Linked DNA regions of Mus musculus: region 2 is linked to region 1. Evidence: chromatin loops called from intact Hi-C (ENCODE). Cell type or tissue: left cerebral cortex. All regions are shown on one strand.

The links. Peaks named below come from ENCODE experiments on the same cell type or tissue, not always from the same donor. Only the 100,000 strongest peaks of a DNase experiment are listed, where the experiment ranks them.
Region 2: it touches region 1 in a loop (4-fold over the local background); 3 of 42 quality-filtered maps call a loop at or near these places.

What each region holds. Positions count from the first base shown.
Region 1 is chr9:122,725,809-122,733,808 of GRCm38, reverse strand. No RefSeq gene overlaps it. Among named protein-coding and RNA genes, the nearest start is that of Gm51699, 9.2 kb to the left of the region's middle. In left cerebral cortex, a CTCF peak has its summit at 4,059 (motif pointing right); a DNase peak (open chromatin) is centred at 4,075.
Region 2 is chr9:122,565,521-122,573,520 of GRCm38, reverse strand. It overlaps 9530059O14Rik (RIKEN cDNA 9530059O14 gene), which reads right to left and starts at 1,020. Exons shown (of 2, transcript NR_015610.2): 1 at 757-1,020. In left cerebral cortex, CTCF peaks have their summits at 1,160 and 4,272; DNase peaks (open chromatin) are centred at 1,698, 1,885, 4,349, 4,756 and 2 more places; H3K4me3 peaks cover 3,609 bases; H3K27ac peaks cover 3,101 bases.

The DNA of each region.
Region 1 (8,000 bases):
GGAGAGACATGTGAGGGCACCTTAAAGAGTAAGTCTAAGGCACAAAGTTCACAAAGAGTCAAAAAGGGTATCTTGCAAGGGGAAAAACAGATGCGACCAAAAGCCATAGAGTTGTTGTTTAAAACTCCCAGTACCTGGTTTTAGTTATCGCTCTAGGGGTTGTTGTAGACGCCCCAAGGGTCCCTGAAAGGGGAAGGCCATCGCTATAGTAGTTTGTTGCAGAATTTTCCCTGCTCAACTACATTAGCGTAGAGAAGGTCTGCGATTGGACAGGGAAAAGGGGCGGAGCTAAGAGGGGGTGGGGCGGGGTGTGGGGGAGCCTCTCGGAGGGTAGAGGGAAGAACCATGGCTGTGGTTCTCCTGTGACTTAGTGGCTGGTGACACTCAGTGCTGTGTGCGTTAATGCATAATTTCCATGTTACCTTTTCCTTTAAAACTTAAAAGTAACCTGAGTCCAGTGGGCGAGCACAGTGGTCATGTGACCAGGCGAGCATATAGGTCATGTGACCAGGTGAACTGCCCGCCTCTTACCTGTTACTCAAACTCAAGACTTTCAAAATTCACCAAGTCGCTTTGCACGATGGGTTGATGCGAATAAGTTACCCTCACAGCCATAAAAATGAGACTTAGATGTTTTGAAAAATACAGAAACCTTCCGTAAATTGAAGCTGTTGGAATATCGTTGCAAGCACGACCTCTTGACAAGCAAAGCAGCAATTTCTTACCACAATGGGCTTGACCGGAGTAAGAGGCAGAACACAGGCAAGAAGTTATGGCAGTGAGGTAAAGAAGGTTTGCAAAATTGATTTTCGGTGAATCTACCTGGTGCTGACGGAGTATTTTCATCGTTAACGCACCAACTAGACGAAGCAAACAGCAGCATTTTGCGTTTAAACATTGACTGCTGACTCTGGTTCTGCTTTGACCTTCCCAAACAACCGTTGATTTAAAATCCTAGCAGCTCCACGTGCAGGTTAGTAACCCGCTGAAGTTTGAGCTGATGGGTCATGAGGAGGTGACAGCACAGCCCTTTGCTTCAGAGAACTAGGTCTTTATTGAGCTGGAGTCACCTACTGCCTTAGTTTGCTTTATCTTGCTTTGATAAGGGACGGAAAAGCAACTTGGGGTGGTGGTGGCGGGGGCCGAGTTTATTTGGCTTCCAGCTTCCAGTTCATCATGAGGTGAAGTCAGGGCAGGAAGCCAAAGGCAGGAATTGAGCAGAAACCACGGAGGAAGACTAGCTTGCTTCTTATGGCTGTCACCAGGTACCATCTGCCCAGGGGTAGCTCTGTTCCCCGTGGGCTGGGCTCTCCCACATCAATCTTTAATTAAGAAAATGTCCTACAAATTTGCATTTTGGGGACTCTAGCTGGTGTCAAGTTGACAAAAAAAAAAAAAAAAAAAAAAACTAACCAAGATACCTACCTAACCATTATGAAACCAGTGCAAATTTCTGCATGGAGAATTTGCTTGGAGTGTTCAGCCAGACCTCTTGAGCCAGCTGGCACAAATGTCATCTCTGTGGGCTGCAGCAACCTTGTCTCCATTGCCTTCTGCAAACGCAGAGACGTCAGGTCTCTGTGGCCGAGAAGTATGGTTTCTAACTGCACCTGGCTTTCTGTAATGTGGAAGTACTGCTGCCAGCCTTCCCATCTTCTCCTTTACAGTGGGTTAATTACACACTTTTTCTGAGGCTAGTCATAACAGCTGGAACGAGACGGATCCCAGAGCTTAGCGTCTTCTTTCTTCTAGGAATCTGATGGACATGTTTTCTTTAATATTTGCACGTTTGGCTGAAATATCTTCTCAGTTAATACTCACACAGGTTGGAACCATCCAGAATCTCTCTTTTCCCCTTCTTGCATCCTTCTGAAAATAGTGTTTTTCTGAAACAATGTCATCAACATACATACATTTGCAAATGAATAGTTTACTGCAGTTCTCAAAATGAGATGTTAGTGGACCATTGTCACACATACAAGAGAAACCAATTTTTCATCCATTGCTTTAAACAATTTTTTCTTTCTTTAAATGTGTGTGTGTATGTATACATCTACATACATAATACACACACACACACACACACACACACACGTATGTATATATCCACATGTGAACATGCAGGTACCCACTGCTTGATTATGGGCTGAGGACGGTCTTGGGTGTGAGTCTTCATTTTTTGCTTGAGACAGATTCTCTTTTGTTGTTCTATATAGGTCAGGCTAGCTGGCCTATGAGCTTCTGGGAATTGTCTCTCACACTAGGAGCACACTGAGATGATAAGTACTGTATGTATCAAGCTTTTGTGTGGGCCTGGGACTTGAACTTAGGTCCTCATGCTTGCACAGCAAGTACTTTTACTCACCGAGCCTTCTCCAAAGACTTATATTTATTTCTGACTTCTTTACCCCATAGGAATACTAAAGTCAAGATTCCTAGAGATTTGTCTACCAAGGAGTGGGCTTAAAATCTTTAGTTATTTGTTATCTTGCTCATTTCTCTTTTGTTTGGTTTGAGAGTGTCCCTATGTGTGTAGCTCAGCTGGCTGCTGCATTTTGCTATATCACCCAAGCTGGCCGTCTTCACCCTCCCAAGTGTTGGGATCATAGGTGTGAATGGCATACCTTGCTTTATAACCCCTGATCAACCTCTCAAGTGCTGTGATGAGAAGCATGAATGGCCACACTTGACTTCTTATTTTACAGCTTAATAATTACAACCTTTATTAACTTTTAGAGTCATAGCCTATCCTGTTTAGTATCTTGGCTCTTTCTTTCTGACCTTATTGAGGTTGTAGTTAATGCTGTTGGCTGCCTGCTTATTACACTTTAATACCTTGATTGTTCCCAAATTGTAGTTTTTAATACTGCAGCCATTTCCTCCCTTCTAAGTGGTAGTAAGGATCATAAACCCAAGGGAAGCCTCCCAAAGGACCTCATAAAGTAAACAGCAGGGAAGAGAGTGAGGAGACCCCTGAAACACAGATCCATCTCCAAACAATGCATAACTGCAATACACAAACACAAGAAATATGAAAATGCAGGCAGTGCGACTCATCCAAAGCACATGGCTTCTCAGTGAGATGCCGAAATCCCAAAAAAGTGTTACTTTATTCAAATAAATAAGCAGGCGAGAAGTCGACATGAAACCTGAATAAGAAAGCCAGCAATGTGGCTAAGAAATTCAGCAGAGTAATCGAGACTAGGAGTGAAAACTCAGAAATACTGGAAATGAAAACTCAGCAAAGCATACTTCAATGCGCGCACATATGTGCATCTACACACAATCGTTGGCTCTTGTTATGTTGATCCACCAACTGGGGACCAAGCATTCAAACATATGAGCCTATGGGACCCACAAAACACAGTGGGGAGGCTCTGTCTGCAGCAGTCTATAGGAGCTCGGCACTGTCACAGGGAAGAGACTCTGTGGACACGTAGGCCATCTGAGTGTGGGGTAGCTGGGAGGATGCGAGGGGGAAGCTTGAGGGTTTGGCTTCATTCTCTTCCCAGCATTGCCTTGGGAAAGACTGCTGTTCCCTGGTGGCATGAAGAACATTCATGCTCTTTAGAAGCCCAGGTAACTCAGGGATACAGACAGACAGACCAAAGGAACCCTGCTGGCATTAGGTGTTGAAGAAAGACAGGCATTTTGCCCCTCCTGCTCTGTACAAGGAGTAGGAACAGTATACACTTCTCCAGGTTGTGACCAGGAATGTAAGGAGGGTCCTGTGGTGGAGACAGAAGGCAGTTATGGTGGAGGCTGCAGTGGAGACATAGAAGGCAGTTATGGTGGAGGCTGCAGTGGAGACATAGAAGGCAGTTATGGTGGAGGCTGCAGTGGAGACATAGACGGCAGTTATGGTGGAGGCTGTGATTCACCAGGATGGAGATGAGATACCTGCTGCTCACTCTCCTCAGGCCCAACATCTAGACGTGGAGAGTGCCTTTTCATGAGACCCGAAATGAGACAGCACAAGTCCCCTGAATGAGTTAACGAGAGGACCCAGAATCCTCAAGCCTTCCTTCTGTGTTGTGAGTTTTCCTTTGTAGCCACTAGATGGCAGTGTGCCAAAGGCTATTCCTTATGCCAAAGGCTGTTAACAGTCATGGACTGCTCCTAAATTTTACCTTGTTCTAAGACGTAAAATTATGCCCAGGATTTCTATGTATGAGCTGGGAACCTGCCCCATACGCTCTCAACATGCACACGCGTTGCCACAGCACAACCAGAAGCCGAATGCGCCTAGATCTGGTTAAATGGCACTTCTTGTCCTACTTGGCTTTGCTCCCTTCGGCCATTTTACAATTGTAGAGCATCAGGCAGCAGGGTGACTGTGTCCTTGGCTTGCTTTATAGCCATGGTCAAGAGTTTCATACTAAAGTTCCCAATGCCCACAGATCCCCCAGCATCTAAATCATGAGGAACTCTGCTGTGAAGTTCACAAGTGTGTGCCGAGTGTGTTGAGGGGCTAAGAATTTAGGCCCCTTCACATCAGGGCCATCTCTCTGTTGTCTTACAGAGATCCTGCTTGGGTACTCCTCACTGTCAGGAGTGGTGTTCAGACACCTCCTAAGATGTAGCTAAACGATAAAAACACAGTTTGCTTCACCAGGAGCTGGCCTGTTTGATGCCCTATATGAACAGAGCCCATGCTTAGCTACAGTTACCTTCCTGTTTCTGTTACCATGGCAAACCCTCAAGTAGGAAACTCTAGAAATGAACAATTCACAAATTTTAAATAACTCTGATTGCAGACTGTGGTAATTATCGTGTTTTATAACTAATAGTTATGGTTAATCTCTTACCATGACTAATTTGGAAATTAAGCTGTATCATAGGTGTGTAGGTGTGGGGGAAACCCAGAGTATTCAGGATATGGTACTATTGAGGCTTTCAGATATCTGCCAGGCATATTGGAAGACCCCCCCCCCACACACACACACATTAATAATGCTGGCTGTTGTTCTACGATGAGACCAGAAGCAATTTCATAAGTTTCTCTTTAATCAGTGGCACAGCGCTGATGGCTGTCACCATTATCAGCACGGATGTAGATTTGTTTTGTGACATCCTTTCTAGTGGTTAGACACCAACTTGAAGCTCTCAGAAAGCCTCATATAAAGTCATACATAATTCACACACTAAATGGTGGATCTGGAACTCTGCCTCTTGTCTTCCTGGCTGGAATTTAAAACATAAAAGGATCATTTAGTGCTTGGGCCCTCTTCCTTCTGGAATGTGCTTGACAGAATTCCGGTAAGTGTGAACCATTCCACTAAATCTTTGTTCAAGACTCAAAGACTCACTTTCAGACCAGTGGCAAAGAGCTTTTGAGTGGGAACTATCTCAATTCTAACTAATATGTCAAATTCTGATTTTAAGGTGCCCAATAGATTGAACTCAAATAATCAGATTCCTGTTTGCAATGAACTTTTCTTTGAAACACACCAACAGGCATCATTACAACTTATGTTCTGCACCTACCAGAATATGCCATCCTGTCTGGAAAGGGCATAAATGTCAAAGAGCTTTCCAGAACTGTATGCAGTCTGTCCTCCTTCTCTTCTTTCTGTCTCTCCTCTGAGTTTCCTCCTTCCTCTCTCTCCTTCCACAGCTGACCGAATGCAGGGCTTCATACGTGCCAGGCCTGGTACTATTGAGCTCTGCCTCAACCCCTCTTGACAATACAGACTTGTCATTTTAAAACATTTTTTTATTTAATTAATTACTATTTTTAGTTCTCCGAGACAGAGTTTCTCTGTATATCCCTGGCTGTCCTGGGACTACTAACTCTGTAGACCAGGCTGGCCTTGAACCCAGAGATCTGCCTGCCTCTGCCTCCTGAGTGCAAGCAGGTGTGCCATCCTTGCCCAGCTACACTTTTTTTTTTTTTAAGAAGGGTCTCATGTAGCCCAGGATGGACTTTCACTCACTATGTAGCCCAGGATGACCCTGACCTCCTGACGCTCCTGCTCCACTCCCAAGTGCTGGGGTTGCAGGTGTGTATCACCACTCCAGGTGTATGTGGTGCTCAGGATGCAACCAGGACTTCTTCACACACGCTAGGCAAGCACCGAGTTTCATCCTCGGCATCTACTTGTACACATGTTTATTTGGGATTTCGGTGAAGCAAGCTCCACCACTGGGCCTTCCACTAAGCAAGGTCTAGCCTTTGACACTGCGCCTGTGTCTGCCTGCACCTCAACACTGTCCTCTCCCAGCAGTCAGCCCAGAGTCTCCTTATAGGCTCTGAGCCACGCCTCACTCTGCCTCTCCAACCCCCATCCTTAAGACCCAGTCCTTGTCCACTCCAGCTGTTTTACAGCATTTGCTATGGCCTTAGGTGTGAGTTCTTCATTGGGCCTTCGGTTGGGCTCCCTTTTAATGGATGGCTCCTCCACTGTAACTTCATTCTTTCCCCTCCATTCAGAGCTTCTTAAAAAGTCACCTATAACTGTGGGCACAGCTGTTCCTGGCACTTCCTTCTGAAGGGCACACTGTTAAGAATAACACAATTGTTTCTCTCTAGGGCTGGCATTAGGGACATGCTGGCCTCATAAACAAGTTGGCTTCATGAAACGTTAATAAATCATTTACTTTCTGGAAGAGTTTATGTAAAGCTAATGTATGTTTTTTCTTGTTGTTAAAAGTTTAATAAAACACATTAACAAAGCTATCTGGGACTTGAATTTACTTGGAAGGAGCACCTTGGAAAGTCTCTTTAAGGTTTAGCTATTCTAGTTCCGGAATTACATTCTCTTGCATAAGTGCTAATAAGCTGTAATGAATGATTTAGTGCCATGAATAAAGTCCTTCTAATCTTCTTTTATCACTTCACAGCCCTCCGTTCCTAGTATTGGTCATTTGCATTACCTTTTATTAGCATAACTAGTTTTTTTAAAAAATTATTTTTGTTGGTCTGCTGCTAGAATTAAGAAGGAATTTGACTTTCTTTAGACCTTAATTTTTTCTTTTTGTATTTTCTCTATTTTTTAAAGAGTTTTTTTTTTATTATTTGTATGAATGTTTTGTCTGCATGTATGTAATAGACCCTGTATGTTCCTGGTGTCTACAGAGACCAGAAGAAGGAAGGCATTGGATCCCAGGAACTGGATTTATAGATTATTGTGAGCTGCTGTGTAGGTGCTGGGAATTGAACCCTGGTCTTCTGTAAGAATAGTAAGTGTTCTTCACCACTGAGCCACCTCTCCAACTGCCCCTCCTGCCCCATTTTCTCTATTTTCAAACCATCTATTAATTTATTCTATTTCATTAACTTACTCTCTTTGGGTTTACTTTGTTTTGTTTCTAGCTTATAAACAAAACCTCAGATAATTGATTTAAGGTCACCACCCTCCCCGCTTCTGCCTCTTCAAACTGTTGGCGTCATCAGGGCCAGGGTAGAGTAGTTCCCTACATAAGAGAGGCTTGAGGTTCAGCCCCTGGTGCCTCAGAACCAGTGTATCAGAGTAGACGTTAATAAAAACAAGTCGAGAGCCATTCCCAGCGCCCATGTTGAATGGGCTCACAACTGCCTGTAACTCCAGTTCCAGTGGCCCCAATGCCCTTTTGAGGCCTTCCCAGGTATTTACACTCATGTGCACATATCCATACTCATTCGTGCACACACGCATACAAAAAAAAATTAAAGATACGATTAGGCAAATCTTAGAGAAAAGAAGCTTGAATTGATGAGAAAAACCTGACTGAACTTTGAACTCTTTCCTCCATTCATTATTCATCCTGGCACCTGGTCAGTGAAGGATGCTGTGGCAGAAACATGAATGGAGATCTCCCCTCCCCTTGCTCATTGCTGCTTTGCCTGCTGGCAGGTGCTAAGGACATTGCCAGGGGAAGGTGGGAAATGGACTTAGATCTATTTGGAAATAACTTTGTATAGGTCTGCCTACTGTTAAAGGCTAATCATTCAAAGAACAGCTTTAGATTACCATTGAAATGGTAACTTCTCATGTGCGAAGTCATGAGAAAATAGTCAC
Region 2 (8,000 bases), 160 kb after region 1:
TTATTTATTTCTATTTTTTTCCCTAGGGTTTTGTTTGAAAGGTTATAAGGAACATATGGACCATAAAGCCAAAAGTATAGTCGCAAAATATGACTCAAATACCTACATCTCTACTGCCTTGCATTTAAAACAAAAACTTTACAAAAACGCGAATTAAGTTATTTTCTCCATCTTCCCTCGTAATTCAACACTTTAACGCATATTTTCTGCCAAAAAGTCATAAAGTAAAAATGGTGTATCCTAGGCGCTTCCAAGTCTCACACATCCTTGGCAGAATAACCTGCAGCACAGGGGTAGATCAGAAACGGAGGGGGTTAGCTGGTTAGCAACATCTACAGCCACTGTTTCTTCTCTCCTTGGCATTTCAAGTGGCTTTTGGGGACAGAGTGACGGGACCAACGCAGAGGCTTCGCCCTAGCCCTACCCAGGGCTGATTCTCAAAAGGGCCCCCGCCCCCCACATTCAAACACGCCGGGTGTACCCAGCCTGCGCCAGCTAGCTAGAGCTCCCGGCTCCTATCTGAGTGTCTTTTCAACCTTTGTCAAGTATCTCAAGACAAGAATTCCTCAAATCAAAGCGCTTTCCCAAACCAGGGACTGGGGAAACTCGAAAAAGAGGCCCAGAAGGCGAGTGACTTCGGACTTGTTCTGCAAGCTTGACTTAGTCATTACACCAAACCTCCTGTGCCCTAGAGGATCCCGGGGTTCCCACACAGTAGGAGGGCATCCCATGCCTGCGCTCCCGCTGGGCACTCACCTACTGCTAGAAAAGAAGTCACAATCTGTGGTCCAGACTTCCGCCGCAGAGAAGCCCAGCACGCCCACCCAGAGGGCTAGCGCGCCTCCGCGGGTGGTCGGATCACAGGGTGCCGAGGGTACCCACTGAGGTGGCCGGACATCTGGGTGTCTGAGCGCGCCCTCCGAGGTAGTCTGATCGCTCGCGCCCGGTAGGGCGGTGGGAACCCGGGCAGCTGCTGCGAGGAGCGCTCCCGGGCGGGTCCGCGCCGAGCTCGAGCGAGCGGGCGAGCGGGGCGGGAGGGGCCATTTGTAACCGAGCAGACGCTACCACCGCCCCTTACTCGCGGGGGGCGGGGGCGGGCGGTCAGGTGATGGCGGCCCACCCCGCGCCGCGGAGCCCGGTGGTTCCTGCCCGGGAGGAGCCCCCTGGCGCGCTCTGATTGGAACTCCCGCTGCAGTAGGAGGGGGAGGGGGACACGTGACCGCCCGACTGGGCAGCCGGCGCGCCCCACCCGCTATGGGCACCCCATCTTTCCTCCCGGAAAAGCCGGGGAACACAGGGAAGGCGGGGGAGCACGCAAGGTGCAACCAGCTCCTTTAGCTGCAGTGCCGGGTGATCACCGCAGCTGAACCTGGGAAGGCATTCACACTACCAACCGGCCTTCACAGTCCTCCGCCCTGCCCTTGGCAGTAGAACCCTCCCTCCTCTGCTGCAGCCCCCCCCCCCCCCACACACACACACTGACACTCTGAATAGACCCCACCGGCACTTCATAGTCAAGCGTGACCCCTCCCCTCTCTGTCTCTTTCTGCGCACCGGCGAGAGTGAGTACCCGAGAACAGCTTAAGGCGATGCGATGCATTGCAGACACCGCCCAGTTCCAAGGCTAGAAAACCCCGCAACCCACGACTAGACCACGCCCGGGAATGCCTGATAACTCCAAGGTCTACAAGGTTCTGAACTCGAACAGGCTCCCTCAGGAGAAGGGAACCGCAGTAGAAGGCCCACCCTCCCCAGAGAGGGCAGTGGTCTTCTGAGTGCAAGTCCAGTCCTCAGCCCAGGGGAGCAAAGATCCAATAAAGGTCAAATTAAAACATAAGGTAGTGACGCCGCCAGGGACGTGCCTCATGGTTGTGGGAAGCCGGCAATTAACCACCCACGACCGGGCGTTGCTTTTCTCTCGAATGTGAACGCCCTCGGAGTTGCGCTGTTCCATGCTCGCTCCAGTTCTCTGCAGAGAACGGATTCTGCAGCCTTGCACTCTGCTTCCCCATGACCCCCTCCCTTGGTTGCACCATCCTAGATGGCAGGAATTCAGAGAAAATGCGGTGTCACGTCCGCTGCGACGCCCGTGGACGCGTCTGCGACAACCCCAGCAGCACATGGGGACCGTGAATCTGCTCGCCACTTGGGCCATACTGTGGGCATTCTTATGAGATTATTAGAAGCAAACTGTCTCTCTCTACACTGGCTTCTTTCTAACTTCTGTCCAAGAGAGTTTTGTACTGTATTTGGACGTGGATGCGGTTTTTGGCCAAGGCAGAAACCGCATAGTCCAAAGCACAGATGGGGGAAGAAGGTGGGACTTAATGGTCCCATTGCACTCCAACTTCCCTCTCAACCTCTACCCGCGAAGCAACGCCTCCCTTAACCCAGAGGGTCTTTCCCCAACCCCTTCATGACACTTGTGTGCTTCCCTGGGCACAGGACAAATGTCCAGCAGGTTTGCTTAGTAGGAAGCTTAACTGCATGCAAAGCTTCGGGCACCAACGCTAGACAGAACTTTGGAGGACTCCGAAAAGCTACCATGGGAGAGAGGGGCCTGTCAAATTAAGAAGTATATTATTTTCCAAGCAGATGCCTCGCTGCCCTTCTCAAAACTACACTATATATAAAAGGGGGAAAATAATCCACTACACACACACACACACACACACACACACACACACACACACACACACACCTTTTTAGCAAGGATCTGGGAAGTTGAGAGAATACTGCTCACTTGTGGCATCGCCCGAAGAGATAATTCCTGAGGGTCTGGCGTGTATTCAAAGATATGATATCCGGTAGCCTAGACAGGAAGGAGGTGAATACTCCTTCAGAGTCTCAAGGTTGTGATTTTGAACTTGAAACTGTAGATCCTAATTTTTTTGTTTTTGCCTCCCTCTCCCTTCAATGCTTTATGTTGCATATCTGGGAATGATGGTGGAGTTAAATGCAACACACACACACACACACACACACACACACACACACACACACGTTGGGTCCGGCACAGCTGGAGATGTGTGGTATCAGATCCTGGACTTTCACGTGTCCGACCCTTGAGTACCATTGAGAGAGGCAGCCCAGAGTGGCTGATGCAGAGACTGACACGCCTTGTAGTGTAGGGAGTGTTCGCGACAGTGTCTGAATTGGGGTAGGTCCCTGACTTCGAGCCCTGCTTGTCTACAGGGTCACGCCCTGTTGAGAAAACACACAACAGCCGGGATGAATGGGGATGATATTGAACAGGACAAGTCGCTGCAGAGCATTTGCTTTCAGCGTCCTCCTGCGGCGCGGTCAGAGGTCTGTGGAACTGTGCCTTCGGAGTGACCACACCTCAGGGTTGTGAGAAGCTGCTTAATGGCGACAGGGGTGGGGCATGTTGATAAAGTGCAGAATCTGACCTGATTTTCAATCTAAAAGGGATCTGGAAGTATCGACGGGTCAATCTTGGGAAGCTACGAAGAGGGCGTGGTGGAATGGGACAAATGGCAGGTTTGGGGTCCCAGGGTGAAAAGGATTTCGGAGGCTCCCTGTCTGCAGGCATGTCCTCAAGAGCTGCGCTAAGCGTCATCATCCCCTTCTATAGGCCAGGCACGGTCCCCCTCTCTTTCCTTCCTCCAAGTTCCTGTGGCTAAATCCCTGCACACTGGCCAGCACCAGTAAGATTCTGAGTCGGCAGTCTCCCCTCTGCTCATTACTAGAGCGGACCAAGGCCTGCCTGTCCGGTCCGCTGTGCGCCTGGCAGGCACCACATTGATCCTGTCGTCTCGTTCCCGCCTACCGCAGGGTTGCTGCAACAGTGGGACCGCTACCTTCTCATGCTTTCTGCCGTTCCACCCCACCCCCACCCCTGTTGGCTGTTCACCTCACGCCCGCCCACCATCTTCGTCCCCAGCGCACTCTGCTGCACCCCCACTAGGCGCGCGTGGCTGCCCAGGGCTGGGCGCAGCCGTTGCGGGGAACCCACGACGGCGATCCGCTGCTGCCCCGGCTCGGGGTCCACCAACGTGGAACCTGACTACTCCTCCAAGGTCCCGGGCTCAGTTGTGGGTAGAGTCCCCGCAAACCCCTAATGTGCTCCGTAGGCAGGTCAATGTCCATATGTCTCTGCCCCGTCATCCCTAGTCAGGGGTGTGGGCGAAAGGTTTGGAAGCTCCAGTGTCCCCAACCACCCTTGGACAAAGCCTCCAGCTTTCCGGTTTCCCACTCGGGAGATTCAAGGAGGCCCGGGCAGCGGGGAAAGGACGCGCGTGGAGAGCGCCTCCAGGCGTCGGGCCAGGATGTGGCGCGTCCCAGCCCTCCCCAGCGCGGTTGCTCCCGCGCCTGCACCCGCGCTGCGGTGCTGCAGAGCGCAGGCCGGGCGGCGCCGGTGGCTCCACACCCACGTGCCTGGGTGAGCGCGCCCTCAGCCAGCCGCTGCTCCTCGGCTGGCGCCGGCGGGATCTCCGCAACGCCCCACCCTCTCCGCACTCTCAGCCTCCTTGGCGTCTCCGCCGCAGCTTCCGAGACCCGGCGCCGCCTCTGCGAACCACGCTGCCCAGCACGCTTGCGGCGGTCGCCGGGAGGCCTCACCTCCGCTCTGGGTCCAGCACTCACCTGGTTCCGTGCGTGGCGGGGTTCGGTTACTGCTCCGGGGAGGTTCGTTCGCCGCCCATCACCTCCTGAAAGGTGCACGGGAGGGCGTCCCCGAGGCTCCAGCACCCTCCTCTAAATCCTTCTCCAACTGGCATTCTGCATGGTTCCTTCTTTGACAGGACGGCATGCTTTGCCTTGTCGCATTCTTTCTGGGCTTTGCCTCTCGCTCACATCAACGCCCACCTCTACACACACCTGATCGCAGCGAGGCCAGGCCCTGAATTCTCCTCGCCCACTCCCAAATCCAACACTCCCGCAGTCCCTGACAGCAACGTGAGGGAATGGCACTTAAGAGAGGTAGTGTCCCCAAATTTAAGAAACAATCACCTGTCCCTTGTCTTTGTATGTTTCAAGGCATGTAAGACTACATACAGTCCAGTAGCATTCATACCGTTAGGAAATCAGACCAGAGGATTTTGAGAGAATCGTAGATTCACATGCAGTTCTAAGAAATAACTCACCCCACGCGCTTTTTTTTTTTAATGCTGTTTTCTTTCCGAAACAGGGTCTCATTGCCCAGGTTGACCTCGAATTTAACAGGTAGTCTAGGATGTCCTTGAACTTCTGCCCCTCCCCGCACCGCCCCCCCCCCCGCCCCCGCACCTGCACCTGAGAGCTGGGATTACAGGCTTGCACTACCAGGCCTGTGTGCATGGTGTTGAGGATTGAGCCCAGGGCTTCTTGGTGGTTAGTAAGAACTCTATTAACTGAGTTACAGCCCCTAAGCCCCTAACTAACAATTGTTGAAAGTACAAACAATACCCTATCACTGGATATCAGTTGAGCACTGATGCACCCCGCCCCCCACCTGTAATTACACCTGTACTTCTTTTATTCACACATGCAATTTTGGGTAGATAACACCACTGCTGACACAGCAAAGTCTCTCTTTCTCTCTGACAAGCAACCCCAGAGAACACTCCTCACTCCAAGTTTTGTCATTTTAAGATTGTTGAATAAATGGAATTACATAGTCATGTAGTCTTTTTCTTTGTCCTTTCATTGGAGAAAAGAAAAGAAAAACAACCCAATGTTATTTCCTGGAATTCCATCCTACTTACCACGGTTAATAGTTGGTCAATGGATTGCTTTTATGGCCTGAGGGTCTCCTGGGTCATTCAGGGTCATCCAGGGGTCAGTGTTTAACTGTGACACGGGGAAGCACACCCTTCAAGGGCTGTTTCTCTATTTTGTTTATGGATAATGATTTTATAAACACTGCTCTGCAGGTTTATGTGGGAACATAGCATTTCTTGGGAATAGACACCCAGGAAAGTAATTGCAGGGCTGTGTATTCATATAAGACACTGTGGATGTCTTGTTGAACACCCGCACTGCTCGACATGCACAGTGGTAGTTTGTGGTCCCACTTATCAGCACGTAGTATGGTCAGTATTTGGTGCTTTAGCTGTTCTGACAGATGTAGTAATCGCTCAAGAAAACGCACATTTCCCTGAGTGCTAATGACAGTGAACATGCTTTTTTAAACAACGATTTAGTTTTGCTGTACACTTTTTAAAAAATAAAATATCTGTTCACATCTTTTGCCCACATCCCATTTAGAGTGTCTGGTTTGTCTGTTCATTTGTTTGGTTTCAGCACTTAGGCCTGAACCCAGTGCCTCGGTCATGCCATGCAAGAAGAGTTCTTTGTGCATGAAGAAGAGTCTAGAATAGGTCCTCTGTAAGAAGTTCGCACATGTTTTGCCTGAGTCCCAGGCTTGTCTGTGGAGCCTCTTTTCAGGAATTTGCAGAACAGAAATTTCCAGACTAGATGAGACAGATGCAGTTTACCAATCTTTCATTTTGGTATTAAGCCAGAGAACTCGTCTAACCCTAAGTGTTGACAATTACCCCCAGTTTTAAGAGTATATTTGTTTATTTATTTACGTGTGTGTGTGTGTGTGTGTGTGTGTGTGTGTGTGTGGTTGTTACAGTAACAATGAAACCCAGGTGGTCGATTTATGTGGCTCTGCTTCGTGGTCTGCATCCTGCTCCATCAGCCTGTGTGCCTACCTAACCTTCACCAGTGCTGTGCTGTCTCACAGCTGAGTTGTCAGCCTTTGTACTAGGTTAAGTGTTCTTCTCACTTAATTCTTCTTTTCTTAAGGATTGCTCTAGCCATTCCACATACACTACAGAGAAAGCTTTCTCACACACACACACACACACACACACATACACACACACTAGAATTTTGTTAGAAATTGCATCAACTATAGATTGATTTGGGAGAAAGATTTTTTTTCTCTTTTAACATTGCTTCTTTTTGAGTATAGTGTATCTCTTATTACATATGCCTCCATTTATTTTTAATTTTCATTTTAGGATTGGCTTAGATTTATACCTAAGGATTTTTCTTTTTTTCTTTTTCTACCTTTTCTTTTCTTCTCTTTTCTTTATGGAGGTGTCTGTAAATGTTATCTCATTTAAAATTTTGGTTTCCATATGATCGCTGTTAGATGTATAGAGACACAATTAAAATTTCCATGTTTGGGCTGAAGAAAGGGCTCAGCTGTTAAAAGCACTCTTCCTCATCCAGAGGACTGGAGTTCAGTATAGCACCCACGACCAGCAGCCCAGAAGTACCTGTGACCCCAGCTTCAGGGGATCTCACACGCTCCTCTGACCTTGTTGGTACTGTAAACAGGTGCATAGATCCTCACACAGATACACACTTATAAAATATATATCTTAAAAAACTTACAAATAGAGCTTGATCATTGTGACCATTCAGACCTTACTTATCACATGTAGGATTCTCCTACAGAGGCAATCATGATGTCTCTGAGAACAAGGCACATTAGATTTCTTCCTTTATATCTCCATGTTTTCCCAACTTCTCTTATTTCAGTGGCTGCAAGCTCTTTGTTGGGCAACAATGCTGACATAAACAACCTACCTCATTCCCGATCTTCTGGGGAAAAAATCATTCACCATGAAGAATTCTAGATACAGGGCTTATAGATGTTTTTGACCTTTTCTATTTTACCATAAGGCACATTGTTATTATCTATTGGTTCTCAGATATAGAATCAAAGTAATTCACCTGTGTATATATCCCAATGGGCAAACATAGATTAATGATAATTTACACATATTTAGATTAAATTGTGGATTTTCACATCAAAGTTCATGAAAGATGCTGACAGGAACGTTACTACTTTTTTCTTTGTTTACAGTCTAGTTTTATGATTAGCGCCTCATGAAGTTAATTGGGAAGTATTCTGTTCTTTTATGTTTTATGGAGCACATTATGTAAACATATTGTTAATTCTTTACATTTTGGTAGAATTCTCTTCTAAAATCATTTGGCCGTGGACATTTTTTAAATGGCTGCAAATTTAATTTCCCTTA